Regions from separate parts of the Homo sapiens genome. Here all the other regions are linked to region 3. A link is an interaction called in ENCODE POLR2A ChIA-PET data of the cell type or tissue named here. Cell type or tissue: MCF 10A. All regions are shown on one strand. Region 1 has its middle 24 kb from the start of STAM2. Region 2 overlaps STAM2 (signal transducing adaptor molecule 2). Region 3 overlaps FMNL2 (formin like 2).

The links. Peaks named below come from ENCODE experiments on the same cell type or tissue, not always from the same donor. Only the 100,000 strongest peaks of a DNase experiment are listed, where the experiment ranks them.
Region 1: POLR2A ChIA-PET joins it to region 3 with 7 read pairs; 2 of 35 experiments call an interaction of 5 or more read pairs at or near these places.
Region 2: POLR2A ChIA-PET joins it to region 3 with 7 read pairs; 3 of 35 experiments call an interaction of 5 or more read pairs at or near these places.

What each region holds. Positions count from the first base shown.
Region 1 is chr2:152,197,677-152,202,676 of GRCh38, forward strand. No RefSeq gene overlaps it. Among named protein-coding and RNA genes, the nearest start is that of STAM2, 24 kb to the left of the region's middle. In MCF 10A, no CTCF peak of the experiment used is centred here; a DNase peak (open chromatin) is centred at 3,095.
Region 2 is chr2:152,164,170-152,169,169 of GRCh38, forward strand. All of the region lies in intron 1 of STAM2 (signal transducing adaptor molecule 2), which reads right to left. Among named protein-coding and RNA genes, the nearest start is that of STAM2, 9.1 kb to the right of the region's middle. In MCF 10A, no CTCF peak of the experiment used is centred here; no DNase peak of the experiment used is centred here.
Region 3 is chr2:152,418,865-152,423,864 of GRCh38, forward strand. All of the region lies in intron 1 of FMNL2 (formin like 2), which reads left to right. Among named protein-coding and RNA genes, the nearest start is that of FMNL2, 86 kb to the left of the region's middle. RefSeq lists an enhancer at 4,809-5,000. In MCF 10A, no CTCF peak of the experiment used is centred here; DNase peaks (open chromatin) are centred at 2,827 and 3,307.

The sequences.
Region 1 (5,000 bases), 220 kb before region 3:
CTCATCATCACTGGTCATTAGAGAAATGCAAACAAAACCACAATGAGACACCATCTCATGCCAGTTAGAATGTCCATCATTAAAAAGTCAGGAAACAACAGATGCTGGAGAGGATGTGGAGAAATAGGAATGCTTTTACACTGTTGGTGGGAGTGTAAATTAGTTCAACCATTGTGGAACACAGTGTGGCAATTCCTCAAGGATCTAGAACCACAAATACCATTTGACCCAGCAATTCCATTACTGGGTATATACCCAAAGGATTATAAATCATTCTATAAAGACACATGCACACATATGTTTATTGCAGCACTCTTCACAATAGCAAAGACTTGGAACCAATCCAAATGCCCATCAATCATAGACTGGATAAAGAAAATGTGGCACACATACACCATGAAATACTATGCAGCCATGAAAAAGGATGAGTTCATGTCCTTTGCAGGGACATGGATGAAGCTGGAGACCATCATTTTCAGCAAACTAACACAGGAACAGAAAACCAAACACTGCATGTTCTCACTCATAAGTGGGAGTTGAACAATGAGAACACATGGACACAGGGAGGGGAATATCACACACCGGGGCATGTTGTGAGGTGGGGGTCTAGGGAAGGGATAGCATTAGGAGAAATACCTAATGTAGATGACAGGTTGATGGGTGCAGCAAACCATCATGGGATGTGTATACTTATGTATCAAACCTGCACGTTCTGCGCATGTATCCCAGAACTTAAAGTATAATTTTAAAAAAAGTGAAAAAAAAATATATCTGGTATATTATGGGAAAGTAATTAAACCAACCTGAGAGGTGTATTAATCATGTCTTTCATTTTCTATATTTTGTGAGGCTTTGACATATTGGGGTTTTGTGGATTCAGGGAGGGACTGCCCCTCTCAGGGATAGCAAATTCCTAGAGATAGCAAACAACTTGGCTTTGAGAATGCCTTTGATATACAAACCAACCACACCCCCAGCTCCTCCTTCCATCAGACTCCTGCAGTGTCCTCCTGACCTCAGCCACCCTAGGGCCAGGTACTGGACAACTAGAGACCACCCCTATAGTCCAGAGCCCGCCCAAATTATTCAAGCTATCCAATCCTAAGCCTGCCTAGCTCCTTATCCTGCCTTGCGCATTCCTTCACATGAAAACCACAATAAAGGCTTTTGCCCATGCCTCCTCCTTGCATCTTCTGCTGCCTAACTGACCCTGGTGGCTTCCCCATGTGGCTCTGCATGGAATGGAGTGCCCCCTTCTCTTGAGAGCTGTGAATAACAAATTATCTTTTTCAGTGACAATTGTCTCCTGCCTGACCTGTTGACCTCACCATACCTGAATAAAAACAAAATCCCAGGTACATTTTAGAACGAGAAGTACAGAGAGTTCGTATAGAGCAGTGGTTCTTGAAATGCAGTCTGAGGAACCCTGGGATGCCTGAGACCCGTCAGGGAGTCTGTAAGATCAAAATCATGCACAAGTATCCTCACACAATGCAAAATAGCCAAACGGATTTTAATATAACAGAGCATGGAAAGACCATTGATACGGTTACAGATTCCTCATTGCAGCTAACCTTTGAGAAACTACCATTTTTTGAATATTAGTGTTGTATCGTAGAAAAATATCTATAGCTAACCATAAAGATTTAAACTACTTCTCTCCCTGTTCCAACTACTTATCTGTGAGAGGCCAGATTTTCTTCATATACTTGAACCAAAACAACATGTTTGTAACATATTGAATGCAGAAGCAGATATGAGAATGCAGCTGTATTTTATTAAGCCAAATATTAAAGAGATTTGCGAATGTGAAAGTGATGCTCTTTTCGTGAAATTTGTTGAATTTGGAAAACATCTTTATTTTTTAATAAAACCTATGGTGTTCATGATAATATGTAATATGTTTATTTTTGAATGAATCAATCTTTTCAACGTTTCTCAGTTTTAATTTCAAATATGGTACATATCAACAGATATGATCAATGTAAAAGAAAGCCCTTTGGGGGCCTCAATAATTCTTACAAACAAAGAGAAGTTCTGAGAGCAAAATTATGAGAGCAATTGATACAAAGGAATAACAACAGTCACAACTGGAAAGACTAGGAAGAGCCAAGCTGTGAAACCACTTGAATTGCAAGCTAACATAGGGATTTTTGTTTTAAATCATGGAAATAATGACTTTGAGCAGAGAGATAATATGATGAAAAAACTTTTTAGGACAAAAACTCTAGTATATATGTATATATGTGTGGAATCATTTGAAAAAGTATGTGTATGAGTCTGTTTACTATGTTTTGATGGAGGGAGACATGGTGAGAAACTGGAGAAGCCAGGCAGGAAACTGATGGAACTCTGTAGACACAAGGTAATTGAGGTCTTAATGAAAGGTATAGTGAGGGAATGAAAATATTAGCTAGTATTTGCTGAAATTTGTGAAGTGCTTACTATGTGTCAGGCACTTGGTGTGGATTATCTCATTATCTTCTCAACAATCTAATAATTAACTTTTACAAAGTGCATTTTAAAGATGAAGATAATAAAGCACAAAGATGCTAACGGAAGATAGCAAGTAAGGGATGAAACTAAGATTTGAAGCCGCACAGCCTGACTGCAGAGCCTGGACAGAAGAGTGTCCAGCATAGAGGATGAATCATTTCAGACACCGCTGATTTTTAAATGAATCAATCTTTTCAGTGTTTCTCAGTTTTAATTTCAATTATGGTAAATATCAACAGATGAAATCAACATAAAAGAAAGCTCTCTGGGGGCCTCAATAATTCTTAGAAACGAAGATAATTCCTGAGACTAAAATTATGAAAACAGCTGATAAAAAGGAATAAGAACAGTTAAAACTGGAAAGGCAATGAAGAACCTTTTCATTGAACTTTATGTGACAGTTCATTTCTTTATGTGACAGATGCCTTCAGTGTCCTCCCTGATCCCCTTACTGGGCAGTGCACCCAACCCCAGCCACTGTGAGTACTGGCTGCTCCTGACTCACAGCTGCACCCTTTGAGGGAGTGAGGGGCGTTACCCTTGGCTGACAGGATATGATTAGAAAGCCTGGAAGGCGGCTGGTGGTGGCCCATGGCCAATGAGTCACTGTGCGAGTGTATACTAGCCCAGCCCTCTTGCCTCCAGGCAGGAAAACCTCTGTGTGAAGTGCTCTACTTGCTCCATGCTCTGGCGCTCTCTGTACCTACGCAGGCTGAAGCTGAGCCTAGACATCTCCTGAAACCACACCTTTGACTCGCTTCTTCCCCTTCCCTCACTCCCTTACAATGTCTCAGGAAAGCACTCTCTCAGTAAATCACTTGCACATGAATTCCTGTCTAAGCTCCGCTTCTAGGAACCCAACTAAGACACTGAAAATTCTGTTTTAAAATATCTTTCGGAATTCCTTTTTTTGGTCTCAGCTTTTATAGCTATCTCTGAGATGGATCTATAATGTGGTCACTCATTAACATTTTTGGAATCTGGATCTCTTGAGAAACTCATTAGATATGAGGTGGGGGTTTTAAATTCATTCCAAGTCATAACTGCAGTTAGAACCTTGAGTACTTTATTTTTTTTCTTAATCAAGCCATTCTGGGCACTCTACTCTTCCCTTAGCAGAACAGAATCACTTTGAGTACAGAAACCTCCATATTAGTCATCTTTTTATTTCCTCAGCACCTAGCATAATGTTCTGAACTTTGGAGGCATATAGTAAATGTATTAAATAAAAAGAAAAACACCTTCAGAACTTACTAAATCATTTTACCGTGATTTTTTAAAAAGACATTTTTTAGACTAGTTCTAGGTTCATGGCAAAATTGAACAGAAGGTCAGAGATTTCCCATATACCTCCTGCCATCACACACACAAACTCCCAACTATCAAAATATCCCACCAGAGTGATACATTTTTTACAACTGATGAACTTACATGAACACATCATTATCATCCAAAGTCCATAGTTGACATTACAGTGCACTCTTGGTGTTGCACACTCTGTGGGTTTGGACAAACGTATAATGGCATGGATCCACCATGTAGTGTACTCTGTGTAATATCATATAAAATGTTTTCGTGGCTGTAAAAATCTTCTGTATTCCACCTATTCATCCCTTCCTCCACCAACCCCTGACAACCACTGATCTTTTTTTTGAGACGGAATCTCACTCTGTCGCCCAGGCTGGAGTGCAGTGGCGTGATCTCGGCTCACTGCAAGCTCCGCCTCCCGGGTTCATGCCATTCTCCTGTCTCAGCCTCCCAAGTAGCTGGAACTACAGGCGCCTGCCACCATGCCCAGCTATTTTTTTGTATTTTTAGTAGAGACGGAGTTTCACCATGTTAGCCAGGATGGTTCGATCTCCTGACCTCATGATCTGCCCGCCTCAGCCTCCCAAAGTGCTGGGATTACAGGCGTGAACCACCACACCCAGCCAACAACCACTGATCTTTTGCTGCCTCTACAGTTTAGCCTTTTCCAGAATATCATATAATTGGAATCATGCAGTATGTACAGCCTTCTGAGATTGGCTGTGTCTTTTTCATGGCTTGACATTTCTTTCTTGTATGATCTCGATACTGAAGAAATCTTTCTGAGAATCTAATATAATTATTTTCCTTCATGTGAGTGAGACTCACCTAGAAGAATGTGACAAAACTCAAGTAGAAAGGTCCCATCCCTTCTACCCCTCCTATTCGGGGTCTTGATATTGCAGGGCTGAGGTAAGGTTAGGAATGTGCATTTTTAGCAACACCACAGGAGATTTTAATGCATTAAAATAATTGGGCCACATTTTGAGAAACAGTTGTTAGATATGAGTTCTAAATTTCTTTTCAAAGAGTTAATATGTCAGTATGTTCAATTCTTTGCCTTCTACTTTTAAACTTAACTTCCTCATAAAGCAACCTTTTTCGATCACCTGCTCCACCCTAACTCATTCCGATCACCTGCTCCACCCTAATTCATTCCGATCACCTGCTCCACCCTAATTCATTCCGATCACCTG
Region 2 (5,000 bases), 250 kb before region 3:
TACTCTTTCTCTCTATTTCTCAGACTGGCCGACACTTAGGAAAAATAGAACCTATGTTGAAATATTGGAGGTGGGTTCCCCGATAATACATATCTTAAACACACTGAATAGGAAACATGCAAATTCAACTCTCGTTTACAAGCAAAGAATCAGGCAGAATGCCATGATTAACTTTTTTTTTTTTTTTTTGAGATGCAGTTTCACTCTTGTTGCCCAGGCTGGAGTGCAATGGCACGATCTTGGCTCAATGCAAACCTCTGCCTCCCGAGTTCAAACGACTCTCCTGCCTCAGCCTCTTGAGTAGCCGGGATTACAGGCATGCGCCACCACGCCGGGCTAATTTTGTATTTTTAGTAGGGACAGGGTTTTTCCATGTTGGTCAGGCTGGTCTCAAATTCCCGACCTCAGGTGATCTGCCCACCTTGGCCTCCCAAACTGCTGGGATTAAAAGCGTGAGCCACTGCGCCCAGCTGATTAACTCCATTTACTAAACCATATAATAATACAATATATTTAAGAGCTGCTTCCTCTGATGGAATACAGATCAGTCATTGCCATTCTATTCATTTCTCATGTCACCACCAACATTTCTGGGGCGACTAGGAGGAGTTGAGAGAATTGAGCATAAGGGGAGCCAGGACGAAAAGAAGGGGGAAAAACACATAAAAATTACCTTTTACTGTCCTTTAATATTTTAAACCATCTATTAAAAAGGCAAAAATCCTGGGGCCAGCCTTTATTTTCCTACAAGTTCACTTTCTTCTTGGCTGATATTTCCAAAATACCCTCTGTAATCCTGTTAGGTGAGAACCACGTCCCCCTAACTCCACAAAACGAGCACACTCATTTACACACACCCTTACTCAGGAGACAGGGCAGAAGCATACATGTTATAATTTCCATTGTAATAGGCCTATTAGGAAGCATAATGTGCTAGACATTTTCTAGTGGCTGGGATAAAGGAAAAATGAGTCGGTCGGGCGCGGTGGCTCATGCCTGCAATCCCAGCACTTTGGGAGGCCGAGGCGGGCAGATCATGAGGTCAGGAGATCAAGACGAGCCTGGCTAACACAGCGAAACCTCGTCTCTATTAAAAAAAAAAATACAAAAAATTATCTGGGCATGGTGGCATGCACCTGTAGTCCCAACTCCTCAGGAGGCTGTGGCAGGAGAATTGCTTGAACCCAGGAGGCAGAGGTTGCAGTGAGCCGAGATAGCGCCACTGCACTCCAGCCTGGGCAACAGAACGAGACTCTGTCTCAAAAAAAAAAAGTCTCCAAGGCAGCCACTAACATGCCAAAAAGTTACAGATAGAGAATCAAAAGCAAACAGGCCAGGCAGATGATTACATTACCTCTGCAGACTGAGAAAACCATTATGCACACTCCGTATGCACCTGTGGAGTACTGTCAGGCTTCAGGGGGGTGGCGCGGGATACACATCACCAATAAAACAACGAGGACCTGCCTTGCCTACATCCATCTCTGAAGCTTTCTTACTAGCTTATAAGCTTTGGAGTAGTTCACCTCCATTCTGACTCAAACCCAAATCCATGTTCTCATTTGTCAAATGGAGATTAAAATAGCTGCCGTGCTTAAAAGAGTTGTGAAAATTAAGTGAAAAGAAAAATGGACAAAATATTTAAACAAGTAGTACTTTGAAAAAGAGAACATTCATTTAGCAAATAAATATATTTAAACGTGCCCAAAATCAAGAGTTATCAAGTAAATGCACATTAAAACTACAATGAAGGCCGGGCACAGTGGCTTATGCCTGTAACTCCAGCACTGCGGGAGGTCAAGGCGGGCGGATTACATAAGGCCAGGAGTTGCAGACCAGCCTGGCCAACACAGCGAAACTCTGTCTCTACTGAAAATACAAAAACTAGCCAGGCATGGTGGTGCACATCTGTAGTCCCAGATTGAACCTGGGAGGTGGAGGGTGCAGTGAGCCCAGATCACGCCACTGCATTCCAGGCTGGGGGGCAGAGCAAGGCTCTGTCTCAAAAACAACAACAACAACGACAAAGCCCACAATGACATACCCACTAGAATAGCTAAAAATTTTAAGACTACATCATCATGTAGTGACAAATTTCTGACATAAAACTGGAGTAATATGACAAAATGAAAAATCAAGGCAGGGGAAGAAGAGGAGTGGTCAGATTCAGAGACAAAAAACAACCAAGGAGGAAAAAAATAACAAGAGATAAAGAAATGATATATCCTTAAGTTTTATTTTGATATCTGGGTGATAGATGGTTAGAACTGATAGTTGTCAAGTAACCAGAGTTTGATATCCTACCCTACATACATATATACACAGCCTATTCTTAACACCTATAAGCAGGTGGCCACTTCAGAATGTCAATAATTTTCAGGGGACAATGGCCATTCCCAGATATCTGCCACAATGACCTTCTTAGGTTCAATCTCTCCATTAAATATAAAGGTTTATTCATTATCAGGTAACTTAAGAGAACCTAATAAGGTATTAATGTTTGAAAAAAAAAAAGTTCTTCCCCTTCAACCCTCCACCTCAAGGACTTAGTACTGCTGGGGACAAACCAAAACACTGCACATGCTAGATTTCTTTAAGCAGATCTTTTTTTAGAAGAGAAGGTTAAGATAATTCATCCCATGACAAATGAAAGTAAAAGCTGCTGCTCCAGATAAGAATAAAAAAAACTTTTAGTACAAATGAGAAGTAAAATTCTGAGTCACTACAATTCTCATATTGCAAATGAAAATAAGCAAGTGCTTACTAAGGGTACGTTTACCGACCAAGAAAATAGTTTGCGAGTTTTCAGATACAATAACAATTTCACTGAATAACAGATTTTTCATCCAACTGCTATCATTTAAAAATTACACTAAATATGAGGGAGACTGTACATAATAAAATTTTTTAAATCCTTCATCATTTCCCTTCATGCTTTTTTTAAATATGAGATTAAACACAGTTCTGAGCTTGCATTAAAAGTCAGTAAGAACTGGAACTACTTCACAAGACACTTCATTTTCAACATTTCTTAACTGGAGGAAACTAAAGAAAGGCCTCCCTGAATGCAACAGAGATCGCCATAACAGGTCTCCATGGTGAAGAACTGTAAATGTTCCACAAGGTGCTATAGGGACAGAGAGGTGCTTGTCCTTTAAGCATAGCAGCCACAGACCCATTAAGAAAATAACGCTAAAGGAAGTCTAAAAGCTGGGAGCAACACTTACTACACCAAAAAAGATAGCAGATGCCAATAAGTCAATGTGAAACTTAATCCTAAAAAACAAAGGATGAGGGAAAAGAATGTTTCAACAATACCAAAATGCCTCAGGAACTAATATCCTTCTCACCCATGGTGTTGGACAAATATTGCCAATTAGCTGATATTTTTATAACAGGAAAAAGACTGTAAGCAAAAACACTTTTAAAGACTTTGTAACTTAGGCCAGGCATGGTGGCTCACTCCTATAATCCCAGCACTTTGGGAGGCCGAGGCAGGTGAATCACTTGAGGTCAGGAGTCCAAGACCAGCCTGGACAACATGGTGAAACCTCATTTCTAGAAAAAAATAAATAAATAAATAATTAAAAATTAGCCAGGCATGGTGGTGGGTGCCTGTAATCCCAGCTACTCAGGAGGCTGAGGTAGGAGAATTGCTTGAACCCAGGAGACAGAGGCTGCAGTGAGCTGAGATTGTACCACTGCACTTCAGCCTGGGCGACTGAGTGAGGCTGTGTCTCAAAAAAGAAGAAAAAATAAAATAAAATAAAAGCTTTTTAACTTAAGACAAAATGAAAAATCAAGGAAGGGGGAGAAGAAAAGTGGTCAGATTAAAGGACAATAGACAACCAAGGAGGAAAAAAATAACAAGAGATAAAGAAATGATATATCCTTAAGTTTCATTTTGATACCTGGGTAATAGGTGGTTAGAACCATCACTTGTCAAGTAACCAGAGTTTGATATCCTACCCTACATACTTATATACAAGGCCTATTTTTTTTTTCTTTTGAGATGGAGTCTCGCTCTGTCGTCCGGGCTGGAGTGCAGTGGCGCGATCTTGGCTCACTGCAACCTCTGCCTCCCGGGTTCAAGTGATTCTCCTGCCTCAGCCTCCCGAGTAGCTGGGACTACAGGCATGCACCACATGTCCGGCTAATTTTTGTATTTTTAGTAAAGATGGGGTGTCACCATGTTGGTCAGGCTGGTCTCGAACTCCTGACCTTGTAATCCGCCCACCTCGACCTCCCAAAGTGCTGGGATTATAGGCATGAGCCACCGCGCCCAGCCACAAGGCCTATTACACGCAACACCTCTGAGGTCCTTTATTTAAACAAAAGCCATGCTAGAGACACATCCACCTAACTACACTGCTATAGTATTATGTTGTATATTCACTGGCAGAAAATCATTCTCTTCTTGACTTACTTACAAATTATACATAAGCTTATCATTAAATGTTATTAAGGAATAAAAATATATTTTAAACCATCAATATCAGCTGATGTGAAACAAAAATAAAATTATAATGTCTTTTCTCTTACATCCTAAAAACCTACAAGAAATTCCCTTGTATAATGATTTTAACCAATCTGTCATATAATCCATTTGAAATGCCCAAAATAGCTAAGACAATTATAAAACAGTGGGGAAAAAACAGACAATTCAATCCACAGTGATTAGACAATTGATTATTGTCTATTGTCAACTGGTTATCCAATTCAATTCCTCCGCAGACCTTATACAAAAATTAATTCCTGGTGGATCAAAGACCTAAATGTGAAAATCAAAAGTTTAGTAAAACTTGCAGAAGAAAATATGAAAATATCTGTATAACCTCAGGGTGGAGAAGGGTTTCTTTTCTTTACTACAGGTGTGAGCCACCACACTCAGCCCTGAAGCCTTTCTTAAGAAAAATAAAATTAAGGGAGAATGACAAATATCACTAAGTGAAAACCCACATTTTCTTTACAATAAAAGACAGCAGAAACAAACAGAACTA
Region 3 (5,000 bases):
TTTGTGAGGAAGCATCATACTGTTTCCACGGTGTCTGCTGCACCCTAGCAATGCACGAGGGTTCCGAGCCCTCCATATCCTTATATGCTTGCAAAGGATATGTGTCTTTTCCTTTTTTTTTTTTTTTAATAATAGTCATTCTGATGGGTATGAAACAGCATCTCATTGTGGTTTTGATTTGTACTTATGCATAGGTTTTTTAAAACTATGTTTAAACAGAGTGTACTTATTTTTCATCCTTGATCAGTTAATATTTTGTCATGTTCTCTTTTTGCCTTTCAAAGGACTTTTTTTGTTTTTTATTATATATGGACAAATTATAGTTGCAAATACTTAAGGGGGTACAAAGTGATGTAATGATGTTTGAACTCAATGTGGAATGATTAAATCAAGCTACCTAACCTATTCACCTCAAATATTTAACTTTTTTATAACATTTGAGATTTTCTCCTAGTGATATCGAAATGTACAGTATGCTATTATTGTATTTACCATGCTGTGGAATAGCCCTCAAAAAAGGAAGAAATTCTGTCATTTGCGACAACATGAGTGGAATTAGAAAACATGCTAAGTGAAGTAAGCGAAACACAGAAAGACACCACATGTTCTTACATATGTGGGATCAAAACAATCGAATTCATAGAGGCAGAAAGTAGATGAGTGGTTACCAGGGGCTGGGGGAAATGGTAACGTGATGGTCAAAGGGTACCAAGCCTCAGGAGGAGTAAATTAATTTATTTTTGAGATCTAAAATGACTAATTTTAATAGCTTTTTTCTGGGATCCATCCTGAAGTTACCAGTTTTCTGAAGAAAAGCATTTGAACCAAGAATCCAAATGTGGGCTTCACTACAGAAAGGAGAAACACAGGGCAAAACTGTGTCTAGGCGCCCCTGAGACCACCCCAGGAGGACTGTTGGGCTCCCTGTGACCTGTTTTGGAACTCTGGGGGAGCTTTATCAGGGAATACACTTGCTGGAAGCTGCAGAATATGGGAGAGACTCCGATTGTAACAGGCAAGTTTCTGGTGAGACAAAAATGGATTAAACCAAGACTAATGCCAGGCATCAGAGACAGCAAAATCATCCAATTTATCATCCTTCCCTCAAGGCTGAGAGGTTTTTAAGTAGTTTGGAAAAACTTGGAAAGGGATAGGGAAAGCTTGAGAATAATTTAAAAACTTGTCCCCTGCAGGCCAGTTTGCTAAAAGCCGAGTTTTACCAAAAGGCTAAAGCAGTAATTAAAGCAAAAAGCCTTTGAAAAGGAATCTTGAACTACCCCATTAACAGAGATTACAGGGTATGGTTAGTAAACACCAGAGTATTTAAAAGAGAGTAGTGACACAGAAATGAATGCCTTGTGAAAAGACGAATTTGGTCACCACAAATTATAGAAACTTTCAGAATATACAGAGAATGCCTGTAAGCCAAATGGAACTGTTGGTAGAACTGAGTTAAAAAGTGTTTTCTGTAGAGTTTCATTTGTAAACGTGATTTTTAAGAGTACAAGCTGAATATTACTTAAAATGCCAGTAGGAAAAAAAGTCACACCCCTTTCCTAGTAACTGCTTTTTGAACCTGAAGTTTTTGGAAAGAAGCATCGGTTTCTGAGTATGATCTGAAAGTACTGGCTTTAATAAGGTCTTTCTCCGAGAATTGTTGCTTATCTTACAAGGCAGAAGTGACAAGGATGGTACTCAGCACTGGGGCATTGGGTATCAATGGTGAGCTCATCTCTGTTTCAGGAAGGAGCTGACCAGCGACATCTCATTCCAAAAATTGCCAGATAGATGCAGCACTGAGCTGCCTCCCAGGTCATCCCAACTGATTAATGTGGAGATCTGCAGACTAAAGCAAAGAGAAAAGTGATTTGAATGGACCTGAGGGACTTTATCCTCCACTATGAGGTTGCAGGGGGTGCCTTCTGTGACGGTACCTTTGTAAGTTATTACAAACCTACTGGTGGAAAAACCTTGACTGAGTTCCACTCTGAATCCCAGTTGTAGAAGCATCATGAAATTGAGCACAGGAAAGACTAGGAGTAGGAAGAACTGGGTTTCGGACTCAGATTTGCCTGTTATTCGCCTGAGATGTCTGGCGTTGGTTGCTTGCCTTTCTGCAAGGATTGTAGGGTACCGTCCAACGCATCTTGTATGTGGGGACATTTTGGAAACACATAATACTGTGTAAGCATTGTTATTAGTAGGTAAAATGGTAAAACTGAAATGAAACAACGCCCTGCCCAGCCCCGCCACCCTAACAACTCATTTCCCCTTTAGGCATTTTCTTGTCAGTGGGTACAACACTTCTGTCAGTATCTTTGGCTCTGAGGAAGTCAGTGGAATGAATGACTTCAAGTCTTTGAAAAATAAATTCATGGCTTACTGTGGGCAGTAATTTGTTTTATCCCAAAGCCGGTAATGTGAGGTATTTGAACCAACCACAAATTAATTATCCTACTATATTTGCAGCAGTGTTAGGGTTACAGGTACAACCTAAGCACCATTGCCATATCATTCTGTTTCTGGACAATTAATAACATGCAACCGTGTTGGGACAACAAATCAGTGCTAACCTCTCTGGGGAAACTCAAGTGCAATTGTGAGATGTAAATCTCCATCCACAGGCTCTGCAAAGGGGGAAATATAGGAGTGGCTACTTACTATGTGAAATGCACAGACATGACTAAGAGTAGAGAGTTGTATATTCTGCCTCCCAAAATCCTCCTCATGTGGCTTTCTCCAAAGCCTTCTCAGAGGACACTGAATTCACCTAGGAACTTCGAGAAATGTGAGATGATTCAATTCTGTTGGCAGCAGTGCCTTTCCTGTTACTGATTACTGGCTACCCGGGAGCTCATTTCCTTTGTACTGAGTCATGTGCACTCAGAGAGATATGACCAGGGAGTGATGTTATAGAAATTGCGTAAGTGTAGAGAAAAGGTTTGGTTCCCTTATTTTGCATGATGATCTCTCACTGTGCATTTTATTATGTTTATATTTAACTATGAAGTAATTGCTATTACTGCACTACTGTGTTTGATGCCTACCCTGTGTCAAACATTAGGTATTTTACGTTTATTATCTCCAATCCTAAGTAATGCCTTCAAGCTAGGTAGGTTTATTGATGAGGAAACCGGTGTGGATAGGTCAAAATAAACTGTTTTAGGCCATGCAGGCTGAATTTGAAATCATCTAATCACCTTTGTAAATCTGACAGGGCCTGAGCTCTTTAGGTCAAACCTGCTGCCTCCCATGTTTAGGGGAATAGGCTTAAGAAGTTCAGGGAAAGTACTTGCCTGTTGAGGCATGTTTTCTTAGTTACAAAGGGCTTAAATTGTTTTGTGGGTATGTGAAACATTCTTCCCAGAAGCTGAAAGCCTCCTAGGGATTCCCTCGTTCTGTGTTTTGCCCATTCTTTAAGTCACGGATGCCCAATGTGAAGAGATCACATATGTTCATGATGCCCCGTGATCATCATTGTCATGCTGTTGCCTGAAGGGGGACCAGGAATAGATTGGCATCCTGGATTTTGTGACTTAATAGTTGATTCATTGGATAAATGGTTGTCTCATTCTTTTTTTGTTAATGGCTTTATTGAGGTATACTTTAAATGCCATAAAATTCACTCATTTTAAAGTATAGACCGAAATGATTTTTTTGTGGGGGAGTTTTCCTTGGGAGACAGGGTCTTGCACTGTCACCCAAGCTGAAGTGTAATGACACCATCTTGGCTCACTGCATCTTCTGCCTCCGGGCTCACCTCAAGCCATCCTCCTATCTCAGCCTCCCCAGGAGCTGGGACTACAGGCATGCACCATCACGCCCGGCTAATTTTTGTATTTTTTGTAGAGACTTGATTTTGCCATGTTTCCCAGGCTGGTCTTGAACTCCTGAGCTCAAGGAATTCACCCGCCTAGGCTCCTAAAGTACTGGGATTACAGGCGTGAGCCACCGCAACCGGCCTTGAATGATTTTTAGTAGATTTACAGAGTGGTGCCACCATTGCCACAATCTAATTTGGAAATACTTCCATTGCCCCAAAAGAAACTTTGCAACAGTTGTGTCAGTTTTAAACTGCTCTTTTAAGGTACCCTTCTCTGATGTGCTATTAGGTTCTCTAGCTGGCTATGAAGAAGAAGAAATCATCTTTGAAAATTATTTAAGTAAAATTTTTTTATTTTAATTTTTGTGGGTACATAGTAGGCATATATATTTATGGGGTACATGAGATGTTTTGGTACAGGCATGGAATGTGTAATAATCACATAATGTAAAATGGGATATCTTCCCTGAAGCATTTATTTTTTGTGTTAAAAACAATCCAGTTATATTATTTAATTTTAATCAAACAATATAGCACTCACCATATGTCAGGCACTGTTCTAAGTGCTTTGTGAAGATTAACTCATTGAATTCGTTGATTCCTCTTGACACACTTTGAGAAAGGTACTCTTAATATTTGTATTTTACAGATAGAGAAACAGAAGCATAGAAAAGGTAAATAGATTGGCCAGTGTCACAGAGCTGGTAATGATGGAGTTGGGAATCAAAACGTGTTATTCTAAGCACTCTAAAGCACCTGATGAGACCAGAAAGAATGGGGGAAGCAGTAGCTAACTAGATGGATGGAAGGCATCAGGAAGAGTAAAAGCCAGTACCTTCTAGGAAACAGCCAGAGCTTCAGATAGCCCTGGGTCTCAGATGCCTTAGTACAGAATAAAATAAGATCCGATAAATCCATCCTGGTGGTCTGCATGGCATTTGTCAGTAATCTAGGATTCCTCTGTCCATTTACCCTCCTCTTCTTTGCCTTGGTATCATAGGGAGCAAAACATGCTTTGATGGACTTTTGCTTTCTATATTGGACCTCAGAGAGCTAGAGTGATGTGCTTTTGAGGTCCCTTACCTGAGGGAGTTGGGGGTTGGGGGTGTCTGTGTTCTGGTCAAAAGGTCCTTGGTGAAGGTCTGAAAAGCCTGGTCTGGAATGATCTGTGGGAGGA